2 separate regions of the Homo sapiens genome follow, and region 2 is linked to region 1. A link is a loop called in an ENCODE intact Hi-C map of the cell type or tissue named here. Cell type or tissue: heart right ventricle. All regions are shown on one strand. Links, peaks and the distances in the headings refer to the core of each region. The heading gives the core; the rest is flanking DNA. Region 1 holds the start of LOC107985186 (a long non-coding RNA gene). Region 2 overlaps CCDC178 (coiled-coil domain containing 178).

Region 1 (8,346 bases), core at 216-8,215:
ACAGCTATTGATTAAAGACCTCTGTAGCTGATACACTGTATTAGACATTATAGGACATTGAAAGTGACATAACTCCTGTTCTGTGTCTTTTAGATGCTTCAAACTATGTTGACTATTCATTTACAGCATAAAGAAGAGTGAGCCACTTTATCACTGCAGTAATTATATTTTAAAAATAAAGAAAATAAAACAAATGGAGTTTCCCACCCAATCCATGGAGACACAGACACGAAGTCTTACTATAGATGTGTGGCCAATCCTTACATTGCTTTTATTACAAGCCTGGAAATGACAATAAAATACATGAACTTGAGAGTATATAAAGGCTGTAAGTTAGCCATAATTTAGATTATAAGAAAATTGGATAGTAGTTCAACATAAAGAAATGAAATCTAACATATGATGTTATGTTCCGCACTGTAAATATCTCTGGTGTATATCTTGATTACCTGATTATGATAAAAGTAACAAGATAACTTGTTATCACGTTATCTGATAACTAGTTAACATGTCAGTATAGTAAATGATCAAAAACTGTTTTAGAAATTGCACCTGGGGTTGAAATATTTTGAGTTGGTAGCTTCTTCAGTGGTCATAGCTCTCAGCACCCAGTTAAAAAAACAGAGGCCAGGTGGGACTGGCTGGAAGAGGACCCCCATCCAGGTCATCAGAGCTCTTTCAACACTGCCTCTTGCAAAGCTATTTTATGCAACATGTTTCACTGCCAAGAGCAAATAAGAAAACTGACCTTAGCCTAAGCTGGTGCATAAGAATCTTGTTTTAAAGCTCAACCTTCTGCATTTTTTCAAACTTCCTTTCTCCACCCCACTCTGCTTCTTATCCAAACCCTTTTCCCTTCCCATCACTCATTTCCTAAATAGGACGCCTTATACCTTCACGTCAATATGCACTGCGAGAGCTTCCTTATCTCCCATTTAACTGTGTTCAATCAACGTAGTTTTTTAACTTAAAGTAATAGTTCTGATAGGATTCATAGGTTATCTTGGGCTAAAACAACAGCTAAATTTGGCTCATGGGAGAGTAAATCTTGGGTTTTGTTTTAAATGGCTAATTATTTTACTTAGTCTGCGTAGGCCTTGAACTCTAGGCATGTGTGCCACAAATACCAATAATAGATAGAGCATGTCAGATTTTCCAGAATTCAGGGGAAATGCTTTTATTCAATTTTGTACAATGATCAAAAGTGTTGACATCTTAGTCACATAAACCCATGCTCTGGACACTGCATGCACACAAACACAGGAGCTCAAGCCCATCCACCTCTTCTCATTTTATTCTTTCCCCAGCTTAGCATGCCCATCTCACTATGGTTCCAGAGCCCACAAGAGTGCATGTCCTGTTTTCCCTCTGTTTCACCTACAGATCACATGGGTTCTACTGGAAGATATTTTCCCAAATGAATACTCATAAAGTTGCCACAAGATCTTCCCATTCGACAACCTCTGAGTGATTTTCTTTCTTAAAAAAGAAAAAGGAGGAGCTTTAATAGCTGCTTTAAGTTTACTTTCCCTGGATTCTTAATTATATTAAATACCCATATATTTCCTCCCTGAGTATTCATTTAGAAAGAAGGTTTTGTAATAGTCACATTTAATTTATCAGGGTGTAATAATTTGTGTTTCCCAATCATCTTGCCGACTTTGGTTCATTATACTATTGTTTCACATGAGTAAGTTAGCAAAGTTTGGATTGATTGACTCTAATTAACTAAAACTGGTTCCAGGCTGTGCATCTATTGTCATGGTAGCTAGCCGCAAAGCCCTAAACTGCTCAGCAATGTGATATAAGGTAATATTGATTTGAAAACTGTGTATAATATGTAACCTTGGGCTTATCACTGTTTGTGAGACAAACTTAAAAAAAGGGTGTGGGGAAGGAGAGGTATTAGGATGAATTTAAGGACACTTGGGAGTATAAATCAGAGTTTTCAGTGGGTTTCCTTTTTTTTCTGCCTGGAGAAAATAACAGATGTGTTGAACTACAAATGAATTCAAAGTTTAGCAGTAGGAAGACTAAGGATTTCATGGTTTCTGAAACTGTGAATAGGCTTGCTGACAAAAGTCTAAGATCTACTAAAAAAAAAACTATGGGGAGACTTCAATTTTGGTAGAGGAAATCTCAAGTTTTCTTATTGAAAAAAAGGAGTGGTTGGAATTTGATCTTTTCTCTATTGCTATTTTATAGTCAATCATAATCTTTACCTGAAGGGAGAAAAAAAGGTTTTTGAGAGTATGATCACCCGGAAAAATGATTGCTTTGACAGCCTGTAAACATGAACAAACACTACTCTTCCAGATCTTTCTATTTAGTGCTGGACAAAAATCAAGTTAAAAAAACTTGAATAGGATGCTGTAAGAGAGAGTCATTGATGAACTTCTAGCTTTCCTATGCCAGTGCTGCAGCTTCTGTCATGCCTGTTTTCAGGTAGTAGTTAAGATCTGATACATTTGATTGCTGTTGCACACTTTTTCAGTTCCATCTTCTTTACTTACAGAGCGTCAGCTATTTTCCATGACACTCTTATCAACTGAACTGTCTTTCCTTTCACTCTTTCGTTTCTTACCAACTTTAACAGAACAGCCTTTATGTCCTGGCAGATGGATGAAGCGGAAGTTTAACTCATGTACTACCGAGTCCTGCTTGAGAAGTGTACTGTCAGAGAAACAGAAAACTCCAGTTTATTCAGCTGCTTCCTTCGTTGGCACTGTGCTTAAGTCTTTTCAGAAACTGGGGACAGGCAAATTTTATGTCAGAGTCTTCTCCATTGGATGGTTTTTCTTTTAATGTTTTGTGACTGTTGTGGCCATGTGAGAAAGAATCAACTTCCAAATATCACAGTGAAAGAAGCTGCATTCATCAGGGTTCTCCAGAGAAACAGAACCAACAGGAAGTGTATATACATATAAAGAGAGATTTATTTTAAGGAATTGGCTCATGTGATTATGGAGGCTAACACGTCCTAAATCTCCATGGTAGGCTTGCAGGCTGGAGATCCAGGAAAGACCTGATGTTGCAGTTCAAGTCTCAGGGCCAATTGCTGGAGAATTCCCTCTTGCTCTGGGAAGGCCAGTCTTTGGTCTTTTCAGACTTTCATCTGATTGGATGAGGCCCACGTACAAAATGGAGATAAATCTGCTTTACTCAAAGGCCACTGATTTAAATGTAAGTCTTACCCAAAAACACTCTTACAGAAACACCAGATGACATTTGACCAAATATCTGAGCACCAGGGCCCAGCCAAGGTAAAACATAAAATTAGCCATCACAGAGCCCAGGACCCAGACAGAGGCAGAGACCTCTTAGTGATGACTGAGGAGCCAGAGAAGAGGAATATGGGAAAGAGAGTGGCACAACTTTATATCTGGAAAGAGAAAAAGGAAGTCATATGGCTGTTCATTATGAAGTATTTCAAATTATCACCACACAAACATGGTCCATGCAACACACACCTGTCTTTTTGGCTGAATATCTTAGCAACAAGGTGTCCTCACATCATTTTGTTCTTAGGTACAGGTAGATATCATGGTAGTTCTGAAGCAGTGGGCCACCAGGGGCAATGTGGTGAAATGAGAGACAGTAAAGGCCTGCTCAGTTTCCTTCTGCTCTTACTCCCTCTAATGGCAGGGGGTTGACACATCTACCCCCGAGAATATCTGCCCCGCCCTTCTTTCTAGAATTCAAAACAGTAGTCCAAGAGATCTCTGCCATGTTTACAGTTTCCCTGCCTCCTTAGCACCAGTTGCAACAGATTCACTCCTTACCAAATAGAAAACAGGTATAATATTATTTTTGCCGGTAAAATATTTATATTAACTTCAATAATCAAACAACAAACATTCTTTAAGTCCCTAGTAGGTACACAGCACTGAAGAGAATGCAAAAGAAAAAACATATTTCCTGTCTGTAAGAAGTTTATAATTTTTCTGGGAAGGAAGTCTAATATGTGGCAAATTAATAGAATTAATAGAATTCATCAAGTTATTAGTGGGGGCAATTTCCAATAGAAACTCTATGGGAGTTTATAGATGGTGAACATAAATATGAGATGGAACAGCTCACCTCTCTTTGTTGCTAAACTTGAATATGTGTTGCAAAAATTGAGTGATATTGTTTAAAATGGGTCAAGAATTTGCTTATACTTACTCAAACCTCTCCAGTTTCTTCCAATGATTATATGTCTTCTTGCTGTCTTTTTTTCAATTTACTTAATTAGTAGTCAAATTTATCAAAACTGTACAGAAACACCTAAGAATGGATTTTTGATAGAGAAGATTTGGAACTTTTGCCTGTAAAATAGAATACGTCTCTATGCTTGTAAACATTTAGTTACCTCAGAAGGTAAACTAAATGGAATCCCAGTTTTTCTGGAGATTGCAACTATTATTAGCAGATGAATCTCTAATATCAGTTCTATCAACATTCTCCTTTTAGCTTTTACTTAAAGAAGAAAGATAGACAGTATCTAGAAATTATCCTGGATGAACTCTGCCTTTCTAATAATTTCTGGAAACCTGAGAGTATTCTGGGTTCCCTGAGATGACAAATTCATTGCAACACCCTCTATTTGCCTAATCCCCGCACAAGACAGGATGACCCTTGTGGCAGAAAACAGTTTCAGGGAGATTGACTCTGAACTGAAGGGTAAAGATGTTTACTGAGAGACCTGAGTCCTTACAGTGGGACAATTAATAGGGCAGGTACTAAGGTCATTGCTGTAATACTCTAAGGTTGAACCTGGGAAAAAAGCACCAAATGTCACATTTGTGGGGCAAACAAAACAAAGTCAGTACTGGATAGTGAGCAGTATGCAAAGTGCTGATAGAAGACGAGATTAGGTCTGAGGGAAGCCCAAGGAGGGGAGCTATGAACTCAGACTTGGAGAGTGGACCGGACACTGGTAGAGTAGTCTTCCCTTATCCAAGGGGGATACTTGCAAAGACACCCAGCAGATGCCTGAAAGTGCAGATAGTACAGAACCCTATATATACTATGTTTTTTTTCCTATACATACATACCTATGATAAAGTTTAATTTATAAGTTAGACACAGGAAGAGATTAACATCAATAATATAACGATTACCATCTACCATCATAAAAGTTATACGATTGTGGTCTCCTCGCTCTCAAAATATTTTATTGTTCTGTACTCACTTTTCTTCTTTGATCTGTAGGTCTGTTAACCAAGACAGCTGCTAAGTGACTCATAGGTGGGTAGCCTAGAAAGCATGGATATGCTGGACAAAGGGATGATTCATGTCCTGTGTGGGATGGTGTAAGAGATTTCATCACGCTGCTCAGAATGGTGCACAATTTAAAATGAATTATTTTTAAATTTAAATATGATTTAAATACGAATTGTTTGCTTCTGGACTTTTTCATTCAACATTTTTGGACTGCAGTTGACTGCGGGTTACCGTAACAGACGAAGGTGAAACTATGGATAAGGGGCACTACTGCACATCCTTTTCCCATGGTTTGCAGTTTATATTCTGAATGTGTTTAATCTGACTGTAGTAGGAAGGTGGGATGCAGAGCTGGACTCCAAGCCAGCTGCATGCTCTATCACTTTTACTGATGGATATATGACAAGAAAATGTCTTCTAATTTTGTTTCTTTATCTGAAAGGCAAGAGAAGGCATCTGAGATGACACAGAATTCCCACTAAAATCATAGAATACTGGAGAGGCAGTGATCTGTGTCTCGCTAATCAAAGTGTGGCCCATGGAGCAGCAGAATTTGAATCACCTGAGAACTTGGCAATGCAAAATCTGAGGCTTCAGCCCAGATCTATTGCATTAGGATGTACAATTGCACAAGCTTCGGGTGATTCTTGTGCACATTAAAATCAGAGAGGCAGGCAGATCACGAGGACAGGAGATCAAGACCATCCTGGCTAACGTGGTGAAACCCCATCTCAAAAGTACAAAAAAAAAAAAAAGAAAAAGAAAAAAAAATTAGCTGAGCATGGTGGCGGGCGCCTTGTAGTCCCAGCTACTAGGAGGCTGAGGCAGAAGAATGGCGTGAACCCGGGAGGCAGAGCTTGCAGTGAGCCGAGATCTCGCCACTGCACTCCAGCCTGGGTGACAGAGCGAGACTCAGCCTCAAAAAAAAAAAAAAAAAAAAAAAAAAATCAGAGAGTGTGATTCGCAGGGAGACGGAAGTTCTCCCTTCTATAATACCACTCACAGATAGTCATCCAGTATCTGCTACAAACCCACCGGTGATAAGGAGCTCGTGATTTTTTAAAATCACAGTGTTTGCTAATAAATTCTCCTTTAACTTTGAGAACCTAGCGCAATAAATGACAAATTATAGTTGCTCAATAAATATTTATTGAATGGATGAATAAATGGATGAACAAATGTTTCATTGCCAATTGAAAGTGTTTGTCCACATGTTACTGGATCTAGCTGGATAATAAATCTACCTCCCTTATCCAGCCCTTAAATGGAATAAAAAAGACTGTGTGTTTCATATAGGCCTCTGTTTACCAGGCTATGTCTCGTCTCTTCAACTACTTCTCATATATCAAGATGTGTAAGTTTCTCACTGTCCTTGGTACCTTCTGGTCATGTGTTGGATTTTAAGTGCCTCTCATAGAATATGTGACCTAGGATTAAGCCTGTCCACAGATGTGCTCTCAGCAGCACACAGCACACACAAGGAACATAAGCTGATGACATTTCTCTGCTTCTGCTCTGGGCTTTTCTAATTTAGTAAATTGGCTGTCACATCACTAAAAATAGGAAGTTTGAACTTAGGCTCCCTTTTTTTTTCTGTCTGAGGTTATTTTGCTTACCACAAATGAAGGCCGCAGAAGCTAAATATATGTCTACTTGAATGATGACTTTATAGCAATAAAATGAGCCCACAGGGGCTAATGACTCTGTAATCAGCTTTTTTCAACCACTTTTTATATTGGGCATAATTTTCTCTCTCTCTGAGAAATTCTATATCATTTATCACCAGACTAACGTGAGCAAAAGAAAAAAGGCATGAGCTGAGAGATTAGAGGCCACGGCCTGTCTGCTATGAGATCATAATAGTAAATTTGCCCAGAGGGGACTATTCGATTTTGGATACTAGTACAGTAGATGCTCATGTTCTGTTCTTTTTTAGTTCAAAATTCTCATTTTGGCATTGACTTAAGAAGTTAGGTTTTAAGAACTTGTTTTGTTCATAGTTTCAAAATGACCAGTCAATAGTACACCAATGCAGGTCCTTTTTATAAATTCTTTTCATTGGTCAATGACACCTCCTTGTTGCCTTCAAAGGAAGGTTATCAAATCCGTCCCGTTGACCCGCTGGAAAATCAGTCTTTGGTAAACTTGAGAGTAGATACTTTTTGGGGGGGTCATACTATTAACATTTTCATGTGCTTGTGCTCCAGAAAACACCATGTGAGAAACATCTTTTTTCCTACCTATTATACCAAATTATTTAGGTTCTCCTTCTATGGCTTGAAGCTGAGCCTGCTCCTTTGGCAATTATTCCTTTTCCAGAGCTCATTGCTTTGGGACCTGGCTCATAGCTGATTGCACTGAATATTCTCTGCTTATTCCTCCAGATCTACGCTCTACCATTCTATTGCCCGCTCCCTGCCTTGGGAGCTGACCTGTACAGATTACATCAATGGACCTTCATGCTTCTTCCTCCTTCATCCTTTAGGTATAGGAGTGGCAATAGCTCTACTCCTATTGGCCCAGGATTTCTGCACTATCCCTTATGGCTCCTCTACAGCCTACTCATGACTTTGCATTCAGTGCTTTGTAAATAAACCTTCCTTGAATTATTCTAATTTGATAATTAGGTCCAATTTGTCCCCTTATCCTGGATGATTACAGCATTCATTCATTTGTTCTCTTATGTTTTTGGTTTTTTAGTTATTTACTTTAAAAAATATTTTATCTTCAATTTTATTTTTTCGCCTTCAAAAATTTATTGGCAAACATTGTTTATATTCAAGGTATACAATGTGATGATTTAAAATATGTATGAATCGTGTGATGATTATTACAATCAAATTAATTAACACATCAATCATCACCTATGCTATACGTTAGATTCCCAGAACTTGCTTATCTTATAACTGACAGTTTGTACCCTTTGACCAACATCTCCCCATTTCTCCCACCCCTCAGCCCCTGGCAACCATCATTCCACTCTCTGTTTCTATGAATTCAACTTTTTTAGATTCTACACATAAGTGAGGTCACACAGTATTTATCTTCCTGTGTCTGGCTTATTTCACTTAGCATTATGTCCTTCGGGTTTAGCCATATTGTTGCAAATGGCAGGATTATCTTCTTTCTTCTGGCTGAATA
Region 2 (8,346 bases), core at 103-8,102, 54 kb after region 1:
TTTTCTGCCAACTGTAGATCTGCCAGTCATGCCTTTGTGTGGCCCTGTAAGGAATTGTTCCAAGGCCAAGGATAAAACAAAATTTCTTTTTTTCTGTTTAACTGATTTTTGAATTGCTTTTCCTCAATATTGGTTATATACAATTTACTTTACAAAACCTTCATCAAATGATTTTTGCATTGAATAGTTCACCGAAATCTTATGGCATCATTTTAATACTACCTTGAGAATAGGAAACATTATTTAGACCCCCTGACATCGGCACTTAAAGGAATCGAGATACTAAGCCACAGGAAAATGAAAACCAATAGCATCTGGTCTGTTATGCAATTTTTAGTCATGTTGGATCATGTTGTATACATTGATACCTGCAGATTCACTCCACAAATACATTAAGTCACTCTAGCATGTTTTCCTTTAAAACAATTGGATATAAGTGAAAACAAGATAGACATAGGGTATTATCAAGCCCCCTAGTAGCCTTGCTACAATACACCCTAAAATACAACCCAGGGAGAATTGAAAGGATTTCACTGATGGTATAAAGGCCTGAAGGAGCTTAGAATCTTCCAGAAAGGAGGACAAGCTACATGTAGGAGTGGTTAGCTGCTGAAAATACAATTGTGGTTCGTGGGTATATACAGGGTACAAGTAAGGTAGAATTTAATTCATCTTGCACAGAAAGGTTGGGGAAGGACTCAGAATCATTTTGTAGAGGAAGTGATTGAATTGGGTCAGGTGGTTTTATTTATTTATATTTTATTATTTATGTATTTATTTTTATTTTACTTTAAGTTCTGGGATACATGTGCAAAATGTTCAGGTTTGTTACATAGGTATATATGTGCCATGGTGGTTTGCTCCACCTGTCAACCCATCATCTAGGTTTTAAGCCCTGCGTGCATTAGGTATTTGTCCTAATGTTCTCCCTCCCCTTACCCCCCACCCCACTACAGGCCCTGGTTTGTGTTGTTCCCCTCCCTGTGTCCATGTGTTCTCATTGTTCAACTCCCACTTATGAGTGATAACACACGGTGTTTGGTTTTCTGTTTCTGTATTAGTTTGCTGAGAATGATGGCTTCCAGCTTCATCCATGTCCCTGCAAAGGACATGATCTCATTCTTTTTTATGGCTGCATAGTATTCCATGGTGTATATGTGCCACATTTTCTTTATCCAGTCTGTCACTGATGGCCATTTGGGCTGGTTCCAAGTCTTTGCTATTGTAAATAGTGCTGCAAGAAACATACATGTGCATATGTCTTTATAGTAGAATGATTTATAATCCTTTGGGTATATACCCAGTAATGGGATTGCTGGGTCAAATGGTATTTCCAGTTCTAGATCCTTGAGGAATTGCCACACTGTCATCCACAATGGCTGAGCTAATTTACATTCCCATCAAAAATGTAAAAGCATTCCTATTTCTCCACAACCTCGCCAGTATCTATGGTTTCCTGACTTTTTAATAATCGTCATTCTGACTGGCTTGAGATGGTATCTCATTGTGGTTTGGATTTGCATTTCTCTAATGATCAGTGATGATGAGCTTTTTTAATACGTTTGTTAACCGCATAAATGTCATCATTTGAGAAGTGTCTGTTCATATCCTTTGCCGACATTTTCATCAGGTTGTTTTTTTCTTGTTAATTTGTTTAAGTTCCTTGTGGATTCTGGATATTAGACCTTTGTCTGATGGGTAGATCACAAACTTTTTTTCCCATTTTATAGGTTGCCTCTTCACTCTGATGCTAGTTTCTTTTGCTGTGCAGAAGCTCTTTAGTTTAATTAGATCCCATTTGCCAATTTTGGCTTTTTTTGAAATTGGTTTTGGTGTTTTAGTAATGAAGAATTTGCCCATCCTATGTCATGGATGGTATTGCCTAGGTTTTCTCTAAGGGGTTTTACGGCTTTGGGTTCTACATTTAAATTTTCAATCCATCTTGAGCTAATTTTTGTATAAGGTGTAAGGAAGGGGTCCAGTTTCAGTTTTCTGCATATGGCTAGCCAGTTTTCCCAGCACCATTTATTAAATAGGGAATCCTTTCCCCATTGCTTGTTTTTCTGAGGTTTGTCAAAGATCAGATGGTTGTAGATGTGTGGTTTTATTTCTGAGGTCTCTGTTCTGTTCCACTGGTCTATTTATCTGTTTTGGTACCAGTACCATGCTGCTTTGGTTATTGTAGCCTTGTAGTATAGTTTGAAGTCAAGTAGCATGATGCCTCCAGTTTTGTTCTTTTTGCTTAGGATTGTCTTGTCTCTACGGGCTATTTTTTGGTGCCATATGAAATTTAAAGCAGTTTTTTTCCAATTCTGTGAAGAAAGTCAATGGTAGCTTGATCAGGTGTTTTTAAACAGGCATGATAAAAATGAGTATTGCAGAAACAGGGAAGAGTATAAACACAAAAGAAGAAGAATGAGTTTCACAGCAAGTTTCTTAATTAGCAAGAATTTTGGAGTGGCTGAAACATACTAAAGAACTGAAGCAGAGAGAAGATGAAGCTGGGATTATTAGCACAAGCTGGGTCATGAAGATTGTTGTGTACCATGCTGAAGGTTGTAGACTTGATTTTTTTCCCCAGAGGATTGCATATTTCCACTGTTTTGTAGTAAGATTTTGAAAATTGTATTTTCACATTTTTATTAAAAGCCAAAATTGAAATATTCTAAATGGAAGCCATCTCCAATAGATAAGAAAATGAGGCACTAATTTATGCTGCTCACGTTCCCCAAATACAATCCAACCTTGCTGCTGTGTCTCTAGGTGCTGAGTAGTTGAGTTTCCCTACCTAACCTATCCCATCCCTTCATTTCCACTGTTATGTAACAGCCATACAAATAAGCAATTTAAAATCAAGTTTGGTAAACAATATGTTGGTGAAATTCTCATAAAAATTAAAACAAGGATTATTGAAAGGTATGAATTAGAGAATCACTTTACTGATATTCAAATAATTTCTAATGACATTTTTAATATTTGAAAAGACATAATAATTCACAGTGAGAATTTATCATTTGTAGATTTTTAAAAACATTTGGACAAAAATATAGATTTTTCTAAGATACTAATTAGAACATGCAGATTACTTTTAAATATTTAAAAGAGATTCACAGGTTCCAGCCACAATATAATGTGTTACATTTTAACAGACTTAAGGAAAACAAGATGCTCCTGACTTCTAAAATAATGCAATTGTAGTTTGTACTCAAGTTTGTACATAAATTTCTACTAAATCTACATGTTTTAAGCACTGCCTTTCAAAATCTTCCTTTTTCTTCTATTATTTTAAATTTTTTCTTATAACCCACTGTCAAAACAACCCATATATAAAGCACACACACACACACAATCCTCAGAAGAAAATATCAAAAAATAGACAACAGCAAAAATGAAATTTGAAATCGCTTCATAGCTATTCAAGTGCTTTGCAAAATCTTCCTTTACTTGAATTAAAAGTAATATGAAGTGCGTGTATAATAAAATGTTTAGAAAAAGATTTGGTTTAGGGTTCAGCATTCATTTCATATTACTGAAAAGTGTGATTTTATGTTTTTGTTTTTCACAGAACAGGCATTCTAGTTTTTGTTACTTAATAGAACAAGGTAGTATGTGTTTTTCTTTGGGAGGTCATGTTTTATGCAGGTAGTAACATGTGATATGGTAAAACATTAATTTTTTAAAAGTTTAAGTAATATTTAAGAATTGTCTTCACATATTTAATGTGGGTTTCTAAAATATATCATTCTTAAAATGAAACAATGTATCTGCTAAATGTTTTTATTGAAACAAGGAGTAAAATCTCACATGCATCTAGAACCACAGCTACTTTCTAGTCTCAAGTTGCTTATCTTTCAAATAAAGTCATTTCCAAATCTGCTTAGGATGAGCCTCTTGCAAAATAGAAAAGGAAAGACAACAGTTAAACTAAGTAAACATAAGAGGGTTATTTTCACTGAAGTGGATTTTGCACAAAATCAGCACAAGGTATCTTGTGTCAACATCTTTTAAACAGCTGGATGACATCTGCAAAGCCTGAAGATTTGAAAAAAAATTATTTATACTAAATGTATTTATAGAAATCAGTTCTGAGGTTTGTGAGAAATAAGTCCAATCTCCCTTTTCTCCCAAAGTATGCATGGTATATGTGCTAACTTACTGAATTCATTCTTCATGCAATTCCAGTTTATTAAAGAGGTTAAAAATTTATAAAACTCTGATGGGATATGGTTTTAATGCTTCATCACACTACCCATCATTTGCTTTTCAATCTAGATCAGAATGATCTTTCCTACTTCCCTGCAATCACCTACCTGCACAGCTAATATTTTCTGAATACTCTCCTGAGAGTCTGTCTGGAAGTTGGCCAGCCTCATCTGGCTGAAGAGGACCACCAGTTTGAAGTGCTCCTGCCACAGTGTGTGCATCCTTCTCTGCAGCTGACAGAGCTAAAGGGAAGAGGGAGGGGAGAAAACACAAGTCAGAGGAGGAGAGGAAATTAATGGCAGTGTTCAAGAAGAATGATGGAGGGAAATATAGAAAGCAGTCAATAGCCCATTCTGCACTGCACGGACCTGACAGGAATTTCACAGTCTCTTGATTTTTCAGCCCACTCATGTGCATTCATCAGAAACCAGTCACATCTGGCCGCCAGGATGGGGGGTTAATTTTCTCTAAATGCCTCAGCAGTTTTGTTCTAGCTGAGGCAAACTCTGTGACTGCAAAGCTGATGAGTAAAATATTTCTACTTCACCCAGTTTAACTCAAAACCGATAGCCTTGGGACATATTGAACCTTTCTTGAAAAAAATCATCTTTTGAAGCCGTTTTGAATGGCACATCAGGTCAAGCCAAAGTTTAAAAATGCAACTTTAAGACTTTGATGGACACCATCACTGCTTTTTTTCCTCATAAAGCTTACCATTGCTTGGCAATGTGTGCTTTAGAGCATGACAAAACTAAAGAGAATTAACTTAGCCATCAACTGCTGAGGGAGAACAATAACAAGGAAGAAATTTCCAGCTAGAACTCCCTATTAATCTACCTCCCTCTGACCATGTGACATGGAAACATCTCACTGCACTAAAGCATAGTGGATGCGGTGTTAAGAAGTGACATGTTTAATACAGGATCTGTACAGAAAAAGAAAGAATTCACCTATGACATGTGCTAGATCATTTGGAAATTTAATATAAAAACCAAAAGAAAACAGTGGACGTTTTATCAAAACAATGTACATTTGCCCTTCACCAGTTACCGTAGGCACGCCATACAGAATTATTATAATAAGGCATTTTCAAAGGGATAAACATAAAATTAACAGTAAAAACAGTTTCTTAAAAATCCCAAACATTTATAATGAATGCTTATATTATATATTTATAATGAATGTATATATCATATGTTTATACAATATAATACATTCTGTCACTGAAAACTCTTGGTTTTGGGGATGTGGATAATTGCTGATATCAGCTCATTTTTAGCATATTTTGCAGAATGAAAAAACAAAATTCACATCCAAACATATAATATCAAACACAATTTTTATATTAAATACTTCCTCATACCAGAGTAAAAACATGTGAAAAATGTGGCTATCTGATGGGTTACATATGCAGGATCCTCTGTAAAACATCAATAAAGAGTGTATGTAAAATTTGGGAATGCTTTTGTATATATATTTCAATAAAACAATTCACTTAACTAAATACTTGGTATTGCATGTAAATTGTTTACCATCATTATCCTCATTATGCATTGTTATAAATAACACATATGTATTTGTGTTTGGTTCCCAGGAAAATAAAGCCTCTATTTTTGGTTAGTTGATTAGGAAGAAGAAAAGACTTTGAAAACTATAGGTATTTCAGCTTACTAAATGCTGAATTACATTGTCCAGAACCAGTTTATGGGCATTTCAGATAATTTGGGCTATTAAATTAAAACTTAGCATTATTATTTGAAGAGAAATTTTGTCAAACTTAAAAAAAATTGTGTTTTCTTTAGTATTAGCCAAGCCTGACAGTCAATGTGGGGAGGTATGCTGTATCTTGATATACTCATTAAGACATTTGAAAAGTTTAGTTCATTGTGTATGTTCACAACTACATAAAGAGTCATATTAAGACTGTAATTATTGTTCAGGGACAGGAGAAGGGTCTGGGTATTGGGGGTTCAGGAATGATCCATAGGAGGTAGCACTAGCCCTGTATTACCTAATGTATGCATCAATGATTTAAATAATATTAATTAAATTTGCTTTAACAATAAGATGCAGAGCACATGTATATTTAAATTAGATATTACTTCAATTTGAAACAGTGGACAAGGCTAAAGAAGCTGACATTTGTGTCAAGTAAACATTAATAGCAGAAAAAAAGAACCATGACAAATATTCCTGAAAATAATTTCATAGCATATATATGTTTGAAATTTGTGTGATTTTTATACTGGTCTTTATTATTAAAATATGACCTTGCAGTTTACAGATTTTTTTAAAGGGCAAAAATGAAATGAGTGTGAAGGAAATTTTACTTGCTTAAAAAATAAAATTATCAATCAGTTTTACTAACAGGATATCTCATTTCTGAAATTACATGTGGAAATATATTTTGAAACACATATTGCAGTATAGTTCTTTATATACTACCTAAATACATTGTTTGCTGAGGTAAACATCCTGAATGAAGAGGCCATAATCTTATAGATAAATACAATTTGCTAAATGATGCTTAACTATAAATTGTCTGTTGTGGGTGGAGGCTCTGAAGAGATTAGATTTTTGCTATTTTCTTAACAAAGACAAATAATCTGTCAACTTTCTCAATTCTTGTCAATGTGACTTATTTAAACAACACAGTTCATAGGTTGATTGTATTCACAGTGGGCCTGTTGAGATAGCTTCTTTGATTAACCCCCGTTTACAGCTGAGAAATCTATATTTTAAAGAGGTTAACTTGCTTTAGGTTATTCAATTCCGTCTAACTTAAAGTTTAAGTTATTAACCATGATGCCATATCAGTTAAAGTTCAATGGCTTTTCTCTTTCTCTCTCTGATATTTTAGCAGTCACTTCTAGATTAAGGATAGTCATAAAGACTGCTAGAAACACCCAAGGGTTCCGTAGACCTTTGCCACAGAGTTTCCTGGAAAATAGGCTGTGATGCAAAATGAACATCTAGATATGCTTGTTAGACATTAGTAAGAAGTGCATGATAAAACCTTACCACATAGCATAGGTTTTCAAATTATTGTCTACCTCAGACCTTACTTTACTAGTTCGTTGTAATTTGGAATTTTTAAGACAACAACAAATGGGAGCCTACCTTGTACAAAAATTGGACAATAGACTATTAAGACAAGAAAAGTTCACAGCAATAAGCCAGAAATAAACGATTTTCAAAGAACGGCTGTAGGATGAACTCTTAGCCTTACTGAGTGGAATCAGATATCTCAGTGAAAAGTCACCTACAGCAAAATACCACTTTAATTTTCTCTAGTATTTTTCTTATTCCAAGGCTGTAGTTATTTGGAGCCAGCTTAGCTCTCAGAATACCTTATTATTTCCCCCAAGAGATCCTAGGATACTCGGAACTACACCTATGAACAAAGATTTGTTTGCCAAAGAAAATAATAAATTAATACTATTAAAGTAGCCACAAATATGATAAAAAGCAAGTAATGGAAAGATGAGCTGTAGAGGAATTCCTTAACAACAAGGTAAATTTTGCAAGTGGGAGCGCTTCAGCATGTGTAAACAAAGCAAACTGAATAGTAATGTTTTCTACAGCCACAAGTCAAATGAGGAGAAGCAGCTGTATGCAGTGTCTGTTTTTATTCAGTTGTCTGTATTCTAGCTTGAGGTAGCCATAAAGGCCTTGAATTTATCCATATTCACATGTTAACTGAAGCCTCTTAAACAGAGAAGTTTTTAAGGATCAACTAAGAAAGAGTAATATCTCAAAAAAGATTTTTTTTTTTTTTTTTTTTTTTTGCGGGGAAATCAATAGCTAATAGGCCTATGGAAAAACAAGAACCAGGAAAAGGAAGAATTAAAGACAATCTTAAAGAGAGAAGAACCAGTATCCAATAAAATAACATATGCACACAAACACATTTGCACACGAAAGACAAAAAGACTATTCAAAAGAATATTTAAGGAAAAACAACTAAGATGCTGCAAAGAATGATTGATTATATCAAATAGGTATGACAACAATTATTTTAGGAAAGTGATTATGAAAAAAACCCATTTTAAGATGTCAGCAGTGATCACTTGATAAATGTTTATTAAAATGGACCCAACTTGAACTGATAAAAGTTTACCTGATAAAAGGTATAAATCAAAA

The links. A loop is a pair of places that touch in the nucleus more often than their neighbours do. Peaks named below come from ENCODE experiments on the same cell type or tissue, not always from the same donor. Only the 100,000 strongest peaks of a DNase experiment are listed, where the experiment ranks them.
Region 2: it touches region 1 in a loop (4-fold over the local background); 2 of 110 quality-filtered maps call a loop at or near these places.

The regions. Positions count from the first base shown.
Region 1 is chr18:32,916,396-32,924,741 of GRCh38, forward strand. It overlaps LOC105372058 (a long non-coding RNA gene), which reads left to right. Exons shown (of 10, transcript XR_935361.2): 10 at 94-322. It overlaps LOC107985186 (a long non-coding RNA gene), which reads left to right and starts at 3,008. Exons shown (of 3, transcript XR_001753401.1): 1 at 3,008-3,183; 2 at 5,194-5,229. In heart right ventricle, for the core only: a CTCF peak has its summit at 3,623; no DNase peak of the experiment used is centred there.
Region 2 is chr18:32,970,237-32,978,582 of GRCh38, forward strand. It overlaps CCDC178 (coiled-coil domain containing 178), which reads right to left. Exons shown (of 23, transcript NM_001105528.4): 22 at 4,311-4,445. Among named protein-coding and RNA genes, the nearest start is that of KLHL14, 200 kb to the left of the region's middle. In heart right ventricle, for the core only: no CTCF peak of the experiment used is centred there; no DNase peak of the experiment used is centred there.